Linked DNA regions of Homo sapiens: region 2 is linked to region 1. Evidence: read pairs that join two places in POLR2A ChIA-PET (ENCODE). Cell type or tissue: IMR-90. All regions are shown on one strand. Links, peaks and the distances in the headings refer to the core of each region. The heading gives the core; the rest is flanking DNA.

Region 1 (5,851 bases), core at 516-5,515:
AAATGAATTATATGAGTTCTCTTAATACTCTAGGTAGCTGCAATTAAATAATTTCATCACTAGAAAACATATTATAGATCAACATACCCATTGTTACTTACAATAAGGCAATCTCTTTAAAAATGTTTGTTGAGCTCCAGATACTGTGCTAAGTATTAAGAGCATAATGATAAACATGACAAATTTCCCGTTGCTGAAGAGCTTTATATAGAGTGAAGGAGACATAGAGCTATTATGCTATATGATAACATCAAAATGCATTCAAAAACAGGAAGGTTGAAGGAAAAGTCACGGAAAAGACAGACAACAGATGAAGGAGAGAGGAGTAGATGAAATATTGCTGTGAGTGTGACCATGAAGGATGGGATCTCTTCATTACGATGACGTTTGCTGTGGATGATAAAAAATATATATTTTTAAAGTTCTCCTAAAAATAAAGTTCTCCTAAATTTTGTATTTTATCTTATAAAAATTTCTCTGCTATGCTCATATGCTGTATCCCCATGCATATTTTGAAGATATAATTCTAACTCCCCTCATTTCAATTAGATTTGCTTCTTTTGAACACATGATAAGCTTTCATTTTCATATTCTACTCGTTAAGTTCCTTCGTCAGCTTCTGAAATTGAAAGCATTCATAATTATAAGCTTACTTTGTGGCTTAGATGGCAAGGATGGGCATTTTTCAAATTAAAAAAATCATCTGCCTGGATAAATATCAAACCTAGAATTCAATCTCTAAATTACAGGCTGTTTGCAAATCGCTGCATGCCTGTGTGTTCCTCTCTCTAACTAACACCTTTCATGGATGGCATATGTTTTCCTCTGAAAATGAAATAGATAGAATGGATGTTTGAACCCACTGAATGGAATGAATCTGTGAAGATGGTATGTTTCATGGGTCAGGACTACCCAGATATTCTAGTGTTCATTTGAGATCTCAGTTACCTTCTTGAATAAGTAAGTAGGTACTAAAGTGAAATTTTGAGATGAGAGTCAAAATTTTGAGATGAGAGTCACGCCAGCTGGCCTGGATATGAATCCCAACTTTGCCTCTTACCAACGGTGTGATTTTGTGCAAAAGAGTTAAACACTCTGCCACTATATAGTATGCCTACCTAATAGACTTTTAAGATTTAATGAGTTAGTAACACCTATATTCTGACTCCTAATAATAATTTAATACCTTCAAAATACTTTTATTGTGTTCACTTTTCAAGTTCCTGTTCACTAGATTTATTACTCAGATTTTTCTTCCATCAGTACATAGGTATCTGGAGCTATAAATAGTTTTCCTGAGTTTTTCTTAGTTCTTTCTTCCTGAGAATTAACTGACACATTTAGAGCAATGAATACATCAATATTCCATAGTTCTGTCAGTAAAATTGGTTTATTTTTACCTTCCACAGACCATCTTATGGCCTATTTTCTTTCACTCTCTAAGTAAAATGTTAACTTTTGCTTAAAGTCTATTAACTTATTTATGATAGTAGTTATTATTTACACTAGAGTCTTTATTTAAATCTCCTTATTTCTCTCTCTTGATGAATTGAATGAATTGCCTGAAGGAGTGTAGGTTGTCTTCTCTGTATGGTTCATGTAGATCATAAGAAACTTTGACTGAATAAATTTAGAAGCAGCAAGGAAGTCACATTTAGTCTTGCATAACAAATAACAAGTCATGGTTCTGCAGTTGGAAACCCTTTGGCATGGACCAGATAACTTGCCAAAGGAAAAAAATTAAGTTTCATATTTTCCTTGAATGGCTCAGAAAAAATATATATCTAAGTACTGAAATTCTGCTGTCATATAAACTTAGACATAAATGAAAAAATGTACATTTCACTTGGAACATTCTAAGTTGTTAATATATAAAAAGATACTTAAAGTTTTTTCCTTATTACTGCAGCTCACTAAAGCATACCTATCTCCTCTCTCCAAGAAAAATATTTTCATCAAAAAAGGTTTAACAAAAATGCTGTAGGATGGCAGCATTTTCACGTAATGTGCCAACTCCATCCCTGTCTTGTAAGCTCAGATGTTTACAGTGCGGTAATCATATTAAACCACAACTCATAAAGTGAAAGAGCTAACGGAAAATCTCACTTGTATTTCTGAAACAAGCCAACTGTTTACACTTACATTTTTAAATTAATAGGTCATAAAGCAGCATCACAGAATTATGTGTATTACACATATTTTCTGTAGAAAAATGCAAATCATCTTCCCTTTTTGAGTTTATTTGGAATTAAAATCAAAGCATACTATGTACTTTTTCCATTAGAAATCTAATACAATCATTTTATACTTGAACTTTATTTTGGTAATAATTGTATACTCACTACTCTTATAAGGGAGAACAAAATGTATTAGCATGTCTATCCCTAATCTAATATTATGGAAGAGTAAGGATTTTTTTTTCTTTTTCTTCTCTTTTCTTTCTTTTTTTTTTTTTTTTTTTTTTTTTTTTTGTTTTTGTTTTTGTTTTTAAATGAGGTTTCGCTCTTGTTGCCCAGGCTGGAGTACAGTGGCGCAATCTCAGCTCACTGCAACCTCTGTCGCCCGGGTTCAAGCTATTTTCCTGCCTCAGCCTCCTGAGTAGCTGGGATTACAGGCATGCACCACCATGCCCGGCTGATTTTGTATTTTTAGTAGAGACTGGGTTTCACCATGTTCGTCAGGCTGGTTTCGAATTCCTGACCTCAGGTGACACACCCACCTCAGTCTCCCAAAGTGCTGGGATTACAGGCGTGAGCCACGGTGCCCAGCCTAGGATATTCTACACACAGAAAAGTAAACCTGAAAGATTATATACCAATATGTGAATTGTACTTGCTCTAGGGTACCAAATCATGGGATTTCACCTTATAGCTTATACATTTCAGTATTCTCAAAATGTTTTTACCTTGAACATATGTTACTTTAGAAATTGGGGTTAATATATAAAAGGATGTTTTAGTAGGACATTTAAAATTTGCTTCCTCATACTGAAATTCACTAAAACATAACTATCTCCTTTCTCCAAGAAAAATATTTTCATCAAAAAGGTTTAACAAAAAATGCTGTAGGATAGCAGCATTTTCATTTAATATGCCAATTCCATCCCATAAAAGGAGAAGCAATGTCATGCCTTTTAAAATATATTTCATTCTCTCATATTGTCATGGGCTGTATGCCATCAGAGATATAACCTTAACATTTGAGAGTACTTAGCGTCCATTTAAACTATGGTAAAAATTAATTTAACAACACATAACTTTCAGTCAAGCTAGATGTGCTCAAAGACAAATCTCTGACAAAGACTGATGAAAATGAGTTCAAATTTAAAGAAGTGAAATATATTTATTGTTGGCTGTTCCTTTGAGGACATAAAGACTATTTAATATGTTTTAAGAAAACTAATTTGTTTTCAACCAAAATGTCCCAGGTTTTGATTCAATTTCTTTCTCCTTAGAATATCTTAAGATACCACACAAACTCTTAAGTTTGTTTGTCCCTCAAATATCAGTTTAGCTATTTCCTCAGTTAGTTGTTTCTACATATAGTGAAACAATGACACTTGATATTAATTTCTTGCTCACACTTTAGCACATAAGCTCTAGCAGCTCTTTTTCCCTTTGATTTATTTGATATGAGCTTTTCTGAAAGAACTCAATAATGGTGATTGGAAGCACCTACAAGGGTGAGAAGAAGCACCACATTTCGTAAGACCTAGGTTGAAACTGACACAGTGGTACTGGCTACAGGGGGGAGGTGTGTTCTTCCCGTGGAGGTGGGGTTGGAGAGTAGACAGCAGATTGTTGTGACTAGTGGTTGAAGCTACTGCAGCTATGTCTACTACTGTGCTAGGTGCTGGAGACAGGAGAAAATGCAGTGTCATGATAAATGCCATACATGAAAGACACATGAGAATTATTGTAGAAACAGACAGTCAAGGACTTCCATCTTTTGGAAGAGTTGGAAAAATCTTTATGAAATCAATAATATTAGAACAAGGTCTGGAGAAAATGTATGAGTTCACGAGAACAGATAGGTGAGGGTATTGTGGTAAGAAGGCACAATACATATAAAATATGGAAATACAGAGTCACAGAAAACAGCATCACATGAAGAAAACATGTGAAGTATATGAATTGAGAGTGTATTTCAAAGGGAAAAGTACCAGGATTGAGACTGGAAATATAAACCTAGAGAGGCCTTGATTATAATGTCAAAATATATGGAATTTATTGTGTGGATTATTATGAGTTACCTTATAATATATAACTACCACAAAATACAGTGGCTGAAAACAAACATCTAACAGCATAGCAAACTCATAAAAAATTTACTGGCTTAACACAACACTATTTTTTAGTTCATGATTTTGTGCATCAGCCATAGGGACTGGGTTCAGGGAGGGACTTCTCCTGGTCTCACCTGGAACTCTCGTTTGTCTGCAGTATTACTGGCTAGGAAGGAGACCCATTTGATTATGGACTATGTGAGATCTCATCCTCCAGGGGACTAGCCCACGCTTGGTTCTATGGGGAAGGCGGAGATCCCAGGACAGCAGGTGGAATTCGGCAAGGCTCTTGAGGCCTAGAGTTGGAATGTGTATATCAACAGCTTTGTTGTTGTATTCCATTGGCCAAAGCAGTCACAAGACCAATCCAGAGACAATAGATTTTATTTCTTGATATAATAGTAAGAGCTTCAAAGTCACATTACACAAGGAAAGAAGCTAAAAGGAGGGAAAAGTTGTATCCATTTTTGCAATGTATCAGAAGGGACCTTTGAATAATTTGATAGGTACAGTGGGTATAAACTGTGTGCTGGATTTAGATAAGATGATTTCAGATCTCATCACCTGGCCTCCAGGTAACAAAATGCTGAAAGAAGAAAAAAAAAATAAGAAATATAGAAACTGGAAACATCAGAACAACTCTGATTGTCATAAAAAGAGGATAATAGAAAATACGTCTTCCTAAGTGACCCTAAAAACCCATTCTTCTTGTTTCTCCTGCTGACCAAGCAGAAAGCACTCCCAGTTAAAAAAAAAAAATCTTCATATCAAGTCTCATATGCCAGTAATATAATAAAATAAAGACTAATTTCAATTAAAAATTATTTTCTTTAAAATAAAAAAATTCAATGTTAACAGGCATTCATTATACATGCATAAACCATAGTTAGTATAAATGGAGAATAGCTGACTAATTTGGGAACAATATAGCTAGCCAGAAGCGGCAGGAGAATGAACCTAGTTTTGAGACACTGATCAGAATGTAAATCCATTTTTTATTGTTGTTTTCTAGAAGTGGAAGAACTAAGAAAAAGGAAGATCACTATCACCAGCTGAGGCAGGGAGGGGCAGAACCCAGCACTGCTGAGATCATTTCCCTTTAGACAGGCCACAGCTGGGTGTCCAGGGGTTGCTCATGAGGGTACAAGTGAGGAGTGGATGGAGCCAACGGAGCACAGAGACCTTGGCCCTGGGCATGGTTAGACTTTTTTTCCCAGGGACTTTTAAAATTTCAGTGGTAGTTATTTGCTTCAATGAGGCTTTAAAAGACTTGTGCTATTTTCAAGTCTTTTAAGTCTCTTTTGTTTGGTTTGATTTTTCTCTTAAGTATGCCCCTTCTATACTTTTATATAAAACTACCATGTACTGGGAAGAGCATGTGTCGAGAGTGGTATCCATCCCTCAGAATAAGCACTGTGTCTGAGAAATTGAATGCTTGTAAGTTGAGCTGAAATATGCTCCTCCCCCATGTGTCTATTGACATGCAATAGATAGGTGGTGGAGTGGATGGAAGTAAGAGATGATGTTGAGTTTGAGGTATGTGGTCTCTCCCAGAGCAAGGAGCCA
Region 2 (5,851 bases), core at 224-5,223, 98 kb before region 1:
GTAATATTTATGAGCATTTAATTTGAATGTATTTTTTAAAGTCTGTTATAAAGATTACTACCAGTGTATCTTGCCAGACATAGGCTTGTAGCAGGAATTTAGGAGTGTCCTCCTGTGGGAGAGAGTGCCTTTAAAGCATTTCAACAGTATAAACTGGAAGAGCTGTTAAATGAATGTCCATTTATCCTGTTGAAATTCATATGAACCCAGTTAAAGTCATTTGGCTATATTTTTTTTTCAGTGATGCTAGTGTTGCTCTCATCTGGCAATCAGTCAGCTACTAAATATGTCATTAGAGTACATAAAATAGAAAGCTTGTGATAAACATCGGAAAATAAAATAGGGCACATATCTGGTCAAGAAGTCGAGCATGAAGGCTGTCTTCCAAAATACTTGTAATCTACTTCAGCCATGGCATATATCAGACTGGAAAGCAAGTTAAACAGTAAGTGTAATTTTTCATTGGCAATTCTAACACAGCTGTGACATATTTAAAGGCATAGTTAGCAGAATGGGAACCAGGTGATACTATATAGCTGATTAAGGAAAATATATGTGAAAACAGTAACTGATTAGAGAACATGTATTAAAATGTGGAATCTGATAGTCTTCTTCCAATGAAAATAAACATCAGCGCACTCTCTGCTCTTTTTAAATCACAGTTCATTGCTCAATTCAGCTTGCCAATTTAAATGCATAGGTAAGCAAACTTCCCTTATTTTTTATGTGTACAAACTTTTAAATCGAAGTTTTGGTCTGGGTACATTGTGTGAATGGAAAAATAAGTTTTCCTACTAATGACAATGAAGTTCACTCACACACACACACACACACACACACACACACGGTGGTTCTTTGCAGTGTGTTTTTTTGAGGGGGTTATCTATTTTAATGAAACTCAATATTTATATATTTACAAAAAAAAGAAAAAAATAGATATTATAGCTTAATAAAAAAGTACAACTGAGCACTGAAGGTTGAGCTATCCACCAACAGAATGCCCACCCTAATGTTTCATGTGGAGAAAGGACAGTGGTAAGGAGATGGCAGTCTCAGCCCAGAGATGCCCCTGTCTTCCTCCCCAGGGTTCAATGTGGTTTCATCCTGATATACAACCCCTCATGTCCTTCTTCCTAGTTCAGAAGATGGTTGAGCTCAGGAGCTAGAGAGAGGTGGTGTTGGTGAGGAGCAGAGGGAGGTACAAGGCACAATGGAAAAAGTAGAAGAGAGATCCTGGAGAAGGGCAAATGAGGGTGGGTAACTAAGGAGTTAAACAGGAGCTAGAAGCTTCTATTCATAATCCCAGAATCTGGGAATCTGGAAAGGGTAAGGAAAAAGGTGGAAAGGCAGAAGGGGAGACAGGCCCGGGAGCTGAGGAGAGGAGGAGCCTCCTTTATCTCTTTCTCTCTTTTGTACAGTTCCACTCCTTTATGTTAATCCCAGTCTGAGACAGGTCCAGAGACGTTCTGGTGACAAACTAGTGGTTATGTCCCTGTGGGAAAAATAATCTAGGAAGTGAACTGCTGAGCCAGCAGAGAAAGCTAGGGTCCTCTTTAGTAAGACACAGCTCCTGGCTCAAGGGAGCAACAAAAACCACATTAGTTTTGTCATTGATGGAGTATAAGTGACAACGAGAAAGATGAGGATGCCAAAGCCCACCATCAGAGTGCCAAACTCACTGTTCTCTTTAAATTAATCCTACTCTGTTCCCCGTTCATGTACCAAACCATAGGCTGTGTATTCCTTCACTGAAAATTACCAGCTTATTAAATGTTGCTTAATTCCAATTTAATTGAGAGAAAGGAAGAGAAAGTACGTGTGCTTGCAATAAGGGCTGGTTTTTTGTCTGTAAATGGATTTGGGGGCACCACTGCCTGGAGGAGGACAACACATTCTAAAGATGTAGGAACTCCAACCAATGGCAACACTGTGGGACAGCAGAACTGTACTTAATCACTTGCTGAATCAACAAAGTTGACACAAATGCCCTTTTTCTCAACTGTTTGCCCTTAAAGGCTCTGATAAAATCTGCATTTGTGGAATGTTTGGACCTACTGAATCAGTAACACTGGCAGTAGGACCCAGAAATATACATTTTAATAAGCTCTGTCTGTAATTCTATACTTGTTCAAGTTTGATAACTACTCTTTTGAGAAATCCATGCTTTTAAAAGCATTCAGAAAGTGATTTGGGGCATCTTTTTGATATCGTAATGTATTTACCAGTGTATTCAAATTATTCTAGATATGGATTCCTTCCAGATCCGTGTTACATCTCAATTGCCTTGGAACAGGTTTCCAGGAAACTTATAATTTGTTTTATTTTCGAGCATTTTACAAGTCCTCATACCTTCCATTCTCTGATAGCCATTTCCTTGGTAGTCCCAAGTCACGCCATTTCTAATCTTTCATTCAGGTAAATGGTTAAACAAGTACAGGAAAGCACAACTAGTACAGTGAGCTTATTATTTGACTACTTTCTTTTTAGATATTCACTTAATGACATTTCCTCAAAGAATCTTTCCTAATGATCCTGGCTAAAATAAACTACTACATACTTAACATTCCCTAACACGCAGTATTCTTTTTTGTTTATATTAACGCTCTTTTCAAAATTTACAATTATAATTATTTATGTTTATTGTCTGGTTCCCCGACTTGTGCATAAATTCCATCAGTATAAAGAACATATCTAGTTTGCTGACACTTTTAGCTCTAGTACAAAACACCAGGCATTTTATATAGATACAATGTGATTTAATAAATATTGGTTGATTTAGTGGACTTTCTTTTATCAAATAAAAATGTATATAATCAAAACTTATGGGGTAAAGCCTGCATAAGAGCAAACTGTATACCTTTAAATGTATTCAACACTGATTTGAATTTTAAAATGCATTCTTTTTCAAACCATGAAGGGTTAGGATTTCAGTGTAGGAATTTGGGGAGGGGCGCAAACATTCAGTTCATAACAATGTTATCCCTTTGCCTCCCCTCAAAAAGTTAAAGTGAATTGCTTACTTTTTGGTAGCATAATTATGCTAAGCAGTTTCAGAAAATCTGCCGTGGTTGTCCTGAAAGAGTGTGCATGTCCTGAGTGTTCAATGTATTTGTTTTCTGGGGATTATTTGATTGTATAAGTAGACCTTAAAAGACTATCATGAAGACAATGGGCACAATCATTTTTGCTTTTTGCTGAGAGGTTTTAATGTCTGTTCCAAATGAATTAAAATTATGTAATTGTAATCTATTCTTTAAGATAATATTTAAGGAAGTATGTATTCTATCTATAAGTAAACTATCGATAGTTATATTTAAATATACATCATCAAAACAGAGACTGTATGATATAACCCAGATTTTTAAAAATGTGAATGATATCCTTGGGAATAAGATGTTAACTACCAAAATTCAGATAGAGGGTTTTTTGTTTGGGGTAGACTGTTTTAATATTTTATTTATTTTATATCTAAATACAGAAATAAAACATATAGGTATACTTAGAGGGTTTGAATGAGGTTATATTAATATTCCATAAATTTCTCCTGTTGAATTAGCAAATATTCTTCAGAACTACAGAACTACCAGATTAGGTTCAGGTATAGCTTGGCAGTAGCTTTTCCTGTACTTCAAGCTACATGATACAGCCCAAGTTATGGGTAGCGGGTGCTCAATTTTACCCCCATATCATCTACTTCCAAGACTTTCTATAAGGATGTTTGTTTAATTCCCTAGGATGTTTGTTTAAACTTTTCCCTCACACCATCAATTGACTTCTTAGTAAACTGTTTGACAGTGGAAAAAATAATAATAATTGTAAAAATAATACAGTTATTTTAAAATATAGCTTTTCCAAATGCAGAGTTACATGGGAAAAAGGAGCATTTCTCCACAATCAGTGGAGAATCACAGTCAATGGAGAAAAGTCTTCCCCAAATATTCTATGATCCAAAGGCAGGGGGCAGAGATGTTAGAAATGGCCAAAATAAGATAGAAAGGTCCCTCTGGGAAGAAGTAGGGAGATATCATGATTGAGAAGTAGTAATACATTTGCAGTGTTTAGAAATAAACAATTTTCCTTAGCATAGTCTTATAGTCAATGAGGACTATAATTTTTGGGGTTCACCTTGAGAAGCTGAAAACTCAGGGACTGAGATCTTATAGTTACCTCATGATTCTAATTAAAAAAAATCATTAAGTTCTAGAAAGATGTGATACACAAGCTGAATCCCCTGACCAGTGTGCCAGGTTTCCTTTCAGTTGGCAATGTACCACGTGGAATCATCTTTTCTTATGGAATCATCTTTTCGTACCTGAACAAAATCTAATTATTCCCCAGTATTGGTCCTTGAATCTTTTTTGCTTTCAGATCAGTCAGTAGCAAAGACAGTTATTTTCTACAGTGTTTTCTAGGTATGTCGGGGGAGGTGCGGAAAGATGGGGAGGATCATACAGAGAGGAGACTCTACTTCATTGAAATGCCATAGCCCTCTCCAAGAAGGATAACCGTCTAATATTCTAGTTGGTAAAATGCTGACACTCTGGCTGAAGTATAAGCATTGTCAGGCATTAATGGACACACTATTTATTACTTAATCAAAATGTGGAAATTGATCAAAATTTAGTCTAAGACATATTGTTTACCTCAGCTGGAGAAATTTTTGCCATCAACACATTGCTCTTTGCGAGATAAATTTATCCCACACAATAAATATTTAGCATCTTCAAACTGTAAGGGACTTTAGGCAATCCAAAGATAGAAGAAGCCAGAGCTTGTATTTAGAGAAAAAGAAAGTGCAGTGAAAAAAGGAGATAAGGCATTTGGTGCATAAATGCAGTCCATGTGAGATATTCACTCTCTATCAAGTAAGGTAGAATTTCAGAGGACCAAGAGGTGCTTTCCAAGTTAGGGGAAGAGGAGATTTATAATAGGAGACTTAATAGAAATTACAATGTTTAGCATTTTACACACGGTATCACATATTTGGTGATAAAAGGAAGACCATTTTGTATACAAAGAAACAAGGAAATTCATGGTGTTTAACTAGAAACATTCAATTCTGGGCCCACCCCGGAATAACAGATTTATAATACCCAGGACTGGGACATAAGGACACATGTTTCCAAAAATTCCTTATGTAAATCAAAGACAAATACAAGGTTAATAATCAATTATGACAAAAAAAAAAAAAAAAAAGACCTGATGGTGTTTATTTGGAGATTGATGCTAGAAAAAGTGAACCAATCTGTCTGAATGTAGTCTGTGTGTTGCTTTTAGTGCCGTAGCCTGCATCAAAACATTCTGCTCAACTATATATACTGGGCTATGGACAAAGTTTTAGTCACTGAGAAGTCTGTCTCCTGATCAACACTGAAGGTGTTTGGATGTTGGGAGGCAAAGTGACCGGGAGAAAATGAAACTGGTAAGGTATGATGGCTTGCAAAGTATAAGAGGAAGGAAAGGAGTGTTTGAATGTGGACCTGATAGGATCTACCTAATGATTAGGTTTAGAGAGGAAGAAAATAAAAGGTAAAAGTGAAACATTCTTTTTAGGATAAAATATATTTTCCAATATAGGAGTAAGCAATCGGGTGTGTAGAAAAATTATAAATTCAATTTTGACACGTTAGAAAAATCTAATGGAATTTTTGATTGCCTAGCATTTATCTATGAAGAAATAAAAATCACACAATTTATTATGTCAATAATTTATTTCATGTACATATTTATGATATAACTTATATACTATGTCAATTACTCTAATCCATCTATGTTATTGAAATGAACACTATATAATGGAGAGTTGGCTTGCAAATAATAAAAAATAAAAATTGGCAAAGAGTTGCAATTT

What was found. ChIA-PET counts read pairs that join two places held together with the same protein. Peaks named below come from ENCODE experiments on the same cell type or tissue, not always from the same donor. Only the 100,000 strongest peaks of a DNase experiment are listed, where the experiment ranks them.
Region 2: POLR2A ChIA-PET joins it to region 1 with 7 read pairs; 3 of 35 experiments call an interaction of 5 or more read pairs at or near these places.

Annotation. Positions count from the first base shown.
Region 1 is chr21:27,390,120-27,395,970 of GRCh38, reverse strand. LOC105372762 (a long non-coding RNA gene) reads left to right here. Exons shown (of 3, transcript XR_007067830.1): 3 at 1-2,153. Among named protein-coding and RNA genes, the nearest start is that of LINC01673, 250 kb to the left of the region's middle. In IMR-90, for the core only: no CTCF peak of the experiment used is centred there; no DNase peak of the experiment used is centred there; H3K27ac peaks cover 283 bases.
Region 2 is chr21:27,487,964-27,493,814 of GRCh38, reverse strand. It overlaps the pseudogene NCSTNP1. Among named protein-coding and RNA genes, the nearest start is that of LINC01673, 150 kb to the left of the region's middle. In IMR-90, for the core only: no CTCF peak of the experiment used is centred there; no DNase peak of the experiment used is centred there.